Regions from separate parts of the Homo sapiens genome. Here region 2 is linked to region 1. Evidence: read pairs that join two places in POLR2A ChIA-PET (ENCODE). Cell type or tissue: Panc1. All regions are shown on one strand. Each heading gives the region's core, and the rest is flanking DNA. Links, peaks and the distances in the headings are about the cores only.

What was found. Peaks named below come from ENCODE experiments on the same cell type or tissue, not always from the same donor. Only the 100,000 strongest peaks of a DNase experiment are listed, where the experiment ranks them.
Region 2: POLR2A ChIA-PET joins it to region 1 with 5 read pairs; 22 of 35 experiments call an interaction of 5 or more read pairs at or near these places.

What each region holds. Positions count from the first base shown.
Region 1 is chr12:68,571,311-68,574,230 of GRCh38, reverse strand. No RefSeq gene overlaps it. Among named protein-coding and RNA genes, the nearest start is that of RAP1B, 38 kb to the left of the region's middle. In Panc1, for the core only: no CTCF peak of the experiment used is centred there; no DNase peak of the experiment used is centred there; H3K27ac peaks cover 2,436 bases.
Region 2 is chr12:68,625,925-68,628,844 of GRCh38, reverse strand. All of the region lies in intron 1 of RAP1B (RAP1B, member of RAS oncogene family), which reads right to left. SNORA70G (small nucleolar RNA, H/ACA box 70G) reads left to right here and starts at 1,470; the gene lies at 1,470-1,611. It also overlaps the pseudogene RPL10P12. In Panc1, for the core only: no CTCF peak of the experiment used is centred there; no DNase peak of the experiment used is centred there.

The sequences.
Region 1 (2,920 bases), core at 169-2,668:
ATATTTTGATAACTGTATTTCAATATAATCGGTTTGCTATCTTCTGTCTTATAGATTTAAAAACATTTTCAGAAAGGGGTCCACCAGACAGCCAAAGCGGTACATGGAACAAAATAGGTTAAGAACCCCTAAAGAGGCCAGGTGTGGTGGCTCACGCCTGTAATCCTAGCACTTTGGGAGGCTGAGGCGGGTGTATTGCCTGAGCTCAGGAGTTCAAGACCAGCCTGGGCAACACAGTGAAACCCCGTCTCTACTAAAATACAAAAATTTAGCCAGGTGTGGCGGCATGTGCCTGTAATCCCAGCTACTCGGGAGGCTGAGGCAGGAGAATTGCTTGAACCGGGGAGGTGGAGGTTGCAGTAAGCTGAGTTCATGCCACTGCACTTCAGCCTGGGCAACAGAGTGAGACTCTGTCTCCAAAAAAAAAGAACCCCTAAAAAGTTGGCATAAAGGTGTGTGGAGCAAGGGAACTCTGGTCAAATGCAGTCTCCAAGTCAAACTCTGATCCAGGGAATCCTATGAAAGAAAGAGAGAGCCTCATCTGCCCTTCCAGCTTTCAGCAAGGATGACTATTCCTCAATCTAACAGAGCTTAATGTTTATGGGGAATTTTTAGAGAAATTGAAAACAGATTCCTGAATCAGAAATCTTGGAATGTAAAGAAAACTAGCCAACCCATAGCCAGAAGTGTGAGCAGGTCCCAGGGGCCAATGGCCAATGGTGCTTCTATCCATAGTATATCAGGCATGAGCCCAGGTAGACTGGAGTGTTTCCATGGACCATGCCACGTAACTACTCATATGATTTCTGCACAAGGTTACTATGTTGCTCATTACTATGTTGCTCACTCTGTACTCAGTTTTAGGGGGATACTTAGTAATATTTAATATGTAAAACACTGACACAACTTTAGTCTTTATTCTGAAATATGTATACAGAAGAATCTAGCTTCTACTCTTCAAAATTTAATGTGGATCTAATAGTATATCCAGAGGTTGACTGTGTCTTGGGACTGCTATTATCTTGAGCTAATCACTGCATTCTCTGATTACTCATTGGTGAAAGCATTTATTTTAAAATGCATAACCTTAAAATAGAAATAATTTAGGAAAATTATGTGTATCAGTTAGGATTAAGATCTGCTGCATGTAATTGGAAACTCTAAATCACAGTAGCTTAACAAGATGTATATTTATTTTCTCTTATGCAAAAATAAAAAGCCTGATGTAAGACGTCCAAGAGTATTATGATATCTCTGTAAAGTCACCGACCCAGTTTCCTTCTTTCTGCTATCCATCCTTAACTGGTGACATTTGTCTTTAAGTTGCCTCATGAGTCAGTATGGCTGATTGAGCTCTTGCCATCACATCTGCATTCCAAGCAGCAGGAAGGAGAAACCCCAGAAGGATAAAAGCATTCTTTTTGCAGCTGAGTTGGCCTCTTTTTAGCAGCCTTCTTAGTAGGTCCCATTTGATACTTCTGCTTGTATTTCCTTGAGCAGAACTTAGTCACAAGGTGCTACCTAGTTTAAGGGAGAATGGGAATGTAATCAAATAATTATGTGTAAACTGTTGCCTCTGAAAAAACAAAAAACTGGGGTTCTATTTCTAAAGAAGAAAAGGAAGTGGTTATTGGGCAGCAAGTTATGGCCCCTGTGACAGTATATACAGGGAAAGTTTAATTAAGCATACACATGCTTCACAGAAGTACTCAAAAAATAGCACTGGACTAGCAGACAGTTGCCTTACGTCCTAGTCCCACCTCTACCTTTTATCTACCACACTTTGAGCAAACTATTTAGCTTCTTTGAAGTTTAGTTCTTTCATTTTTAATGTGGATGTGATAATTCTTTTCCTTTCAGCTTTTCCATTGTTGTGAACTATAATTGAAGCAATGCATATGAAAGCACTTTTAAAAGTATAAAAGCATTGCATAAATGCAAGGTATTTTGTTTCTTCAGGTACATGGGAGCTGTGATCAGAGAAGGGTCTTTTCAGTTGATCTCTCAGTAAACTAGTTACTCATAAAACCCCAAGCCGAGAAGCAATCCCCATCTCTATATTAACTTAGCAACCTCTGATAATGTATTTTCTAAATTTAGATGGAGATTAAACTGTTGTGTCACCAGATCATTAAATGACGCCAGCTACATGTACTGTAACTGTGATATGGGTAAAGAAAGAAATTTTAAATTCTGTCTGATGGCTAATGTTTTCATGGGAATCTTGGTTATCACTGAGAGGACAGCATCAACTCTAGCTAGCAGAAGCAGAAAGGGATGCCTTGCAAGATTTAATACGGCTTGCAGAATCACTGGGGACAGGGAGCAGAAGAAAGAGCCCCTAGGCTGAGCTTCCATAGATAACTCTCAAAGCCCCCACAGAATTGTGCTGTGGCTCCTGCCATGATCAAGAAGCCGTCTGTTAAATCAGGAGTCTTGCTCAGGGTCTTGACTCCAGAGTTCACAGTGCTGCAGTCTCAAACAGAACCAGCCTGATCCACACCAGCAAAATGGTGCCTCTTGCTCTTTCTTACCCCACTTAAATCCATTCCAAACCCCGTCCCACATGATTGCATTTGATTGATAAAACCTCCATCAACCCAGAACCCTAGCTTCAAGGGAGGGTAAAAAATATAGCTTTCATCTTTGAAACCTCTGCTAGAAGCATGTTGACATGCATATTGTATGTGCCAATTCGTAATATCTGCCAGAGTGAATGTTAATTGTACCTATGAAATAGAATGTGCTATTTGAGGCCCCCAAATACTGCCAACATGTCTTAGAAATGAAATTATTTCAACGTGGCATAATATAATCAAGGCAGAGGGAATTCATTTAACTTAACTGTGGATTGACTGAAGAGTCAGGAAATATAGAACACATGCATGTACACATATCTGCAGCATGCTATTAAGTTAAT
Region 2 (2,920 bases), core at 314-2,813, 54 kb before region 1:
CCACTAGCCACAGATGACTATCAAGGACTTAAAATGTGGTTAGTGTAACTGTAAAACTAAAATTTTGATTTTATTTAATTTCAATTAAAACTCTTTCTACACTTTTGGATTTTTGCTTATGAAACTACTGAACAAGGCATCCAGAGCTTCAATATTCATGAAAAGCTTGGATCTACCAAAAGTGACACCATCAGGGCCTCTTTATTTCTGGAAAAGCAGTTTGCCCCAGTCTCATTCTTGTACTTTTCTCTCACAAGGATACCACTCATTTTCTTCACATAAATATCCCTTTGAAAAGTTTTTGCTAAATTTTCTAAAATCACGCATTGGACAAGGTTTCCTGTTGGAAGTTATACAAATCACATTTACATATAAAAATAAGTCATTAAAAAATACCAAGCAACTTACAAAATTACTGTGGAAAACTAGAGAATGAAGTTGGAAGCTAACATAGCCACAAACACCCGAAACCGTATTACAAAACTGGCCAGGTGAGGAAACTGCTGTCACATCACTAACAGTAGATGCTTCAGTTTGTATCAGTTGTTTCTGCAGCAGAAAACTGATTTGTGGTGTACATCAACCAAGAGGAGAAGAGAAATCTATCAGAAATTTATCATCTCTTCCATCTCAAGTTAAAGTACATGTAATTTTGTGGGGCCTAGGTCAAGTACTTGTGCCCTAGCTGCAAGGGAGGCTGGAAAAGCTAGTATCTGGCATCTTCATTTCCTTCTTTTTAAGAGACAGGGTCTCATTCTGTTACCCAGGCTAGAGTGCAGAGGTGCAATCATAGCTCACTACAGCCTCAACTCCTGGGCTCAAGCGATCTACCCACCTCAACATCCTGAGTAACTGGACTATAGGCGTGTGCTGCATGCCTGATTAAATTTTTTTTTTTAAATTTTTTGCAGATACAGGGTCTTGCTATGTTGCCCAGGCTGGTCTCAAACTCCTGGCCTCAAAAGTGATCCTCCTGCCTTGGCCTCCCAAAGTGTTGGGATTTCAGGAATGAGTCACCACTGTCTGGCCCATTTTCATTTTCTATAAAGCAAGGCTATCTACCAAAACTTAGGTCTGTTTTTTCAGTATACTGGGGAGTCTCTCTAAAGATAAATTAACATACCCTGTACATCTATCTATATGATAAAAGACGCTTTTAGTTAGGTATTATGTTTCTGTTAGATGTAGTTTGGCTGGTATGGGTCACATTCCAGCATGACGTGAAGTAAGGAGCTACACATGGGGTATTTCGAAAAGTGGGTAAAACAAAAGTCACGCTGGGAATAACGAGAGGTGAAGTTTCAAGGTCAGGTCAAATTTAAATGTGAAGGCCCAGAAGCCCGGGAGACCTAATCAATTTTAAAGTAGTGGTTGGCTACCAAACCATTTATACTCCTAACACTATTATTAGTAAAATCTCTCATTCTAGTAGGGATTGGGTATATTTGTGTGTTTTAAAAAACACCCTGCTGCAGCCTATTAAGCCAACTGAGTTCCTTTCCTCATGGGGGGGCCCAGTGTGCAATGGCTGCAAACAGCAGCTTCCTTGGTAGTGTATGCAGCCTGTGTGTTGTATTGTATGGGTTGCTCTAAGGGACCCTGGAGACAGTCCTTTCAGATGGATGTTCATGTTTCTGACCTTGCACTACCCCAGTGTAGGTTCCAAACAGGCATGCGAGGTGCCTTTGGGAAGCCCCAGGGCACTGTGGCCAGGGTTCACACTGGCCAAGTTATCATCTCCATTCACACCAAGCTGCAGAACAAGGAGCATGTGATTGAGGCCCTGCGCAGGGCCAAGTTCAAGTTTTCTGGCCGCCAGAAGATCCACATCTCAAAGAAGTGGGGCTTCACCAAGTTCAATGCCAATGAGTTTGAAGACATGGTGACTGAGAAGCGGCTCATCCCAGATGGCTGTCGGGTCAAGTACATTTCCAATCGTGGCCCTGTGGACAAGTGGCGGGCCCTGCACTCATGAGGGCTTCCACTGTGCTGCCCCCTCTTAATACTCACCAATAAATTCTACTTCCTGTCCACCCAAAACAAACAAACAAACAAACAACAAAAAAAAAACACCCTGGAAAATTCTGATACTACCTTCCCTCTTCCTTAAGACCTTTACCCGAGACCAGAAATATTAGGGGCTGTCTACTAGGACCATTTTATTCATCTTTTTGCCTATAAAATAAATTTCCCCAATTTAATACAGAAAAGGGTGTCTGCTATTCCTCAGATCTCCAGAAATCAGATTATTAATACTTTAAATAAGCTACTCAAATGCCTTAACTTCCACAAGTCACAGATTAAAAATGAGACACTACCTCCAAAGGGATGACTGAGACTGGGGGGAAAGAGGTTATCCAAGATGGTTCTCTATGTCCAAAATTTAAAGATACCATCAAAAACGCCCTATAATATTTGCTGAACAGGTTGCAAAGTAACTACAACCACCACAGAAATATCCCTATTAGTTAGGGAAAATAACTACTTTCACATATTTCAAGCAAATACTATACTACATGCAGTTTATAAGCTGTTGGGTTAGAGGTATAAGAAATTGGAAGTGAGGAACTTTAGTGTTAGTAGATAAATCAAGGTAAGAACTCCAGAACAAAGCATACCCATTTTCATGAATGGAAGAATGCCATAAATATCTTCTCAATATAAATGCTTAAGTGGGGTGGTGCTTTTGCAAACCACCACCCTCCACAAGGATGGGTGAAGCTTTTTTAAAACATGATTTTACAGTCTGTTTCAACACAAGGCCGAATATAGAAATAAACAGAATTAGTGTCTTCCATGAGAGGAGAAACAAATGGCTCAGAAAAATATTTTATTTCATTTTGCTGTTAACCTCATAACCAGGATCAGGTGACAAGCTTAATATGACCACTCCTGAATACACCTGAAACTTTTTTTTTTT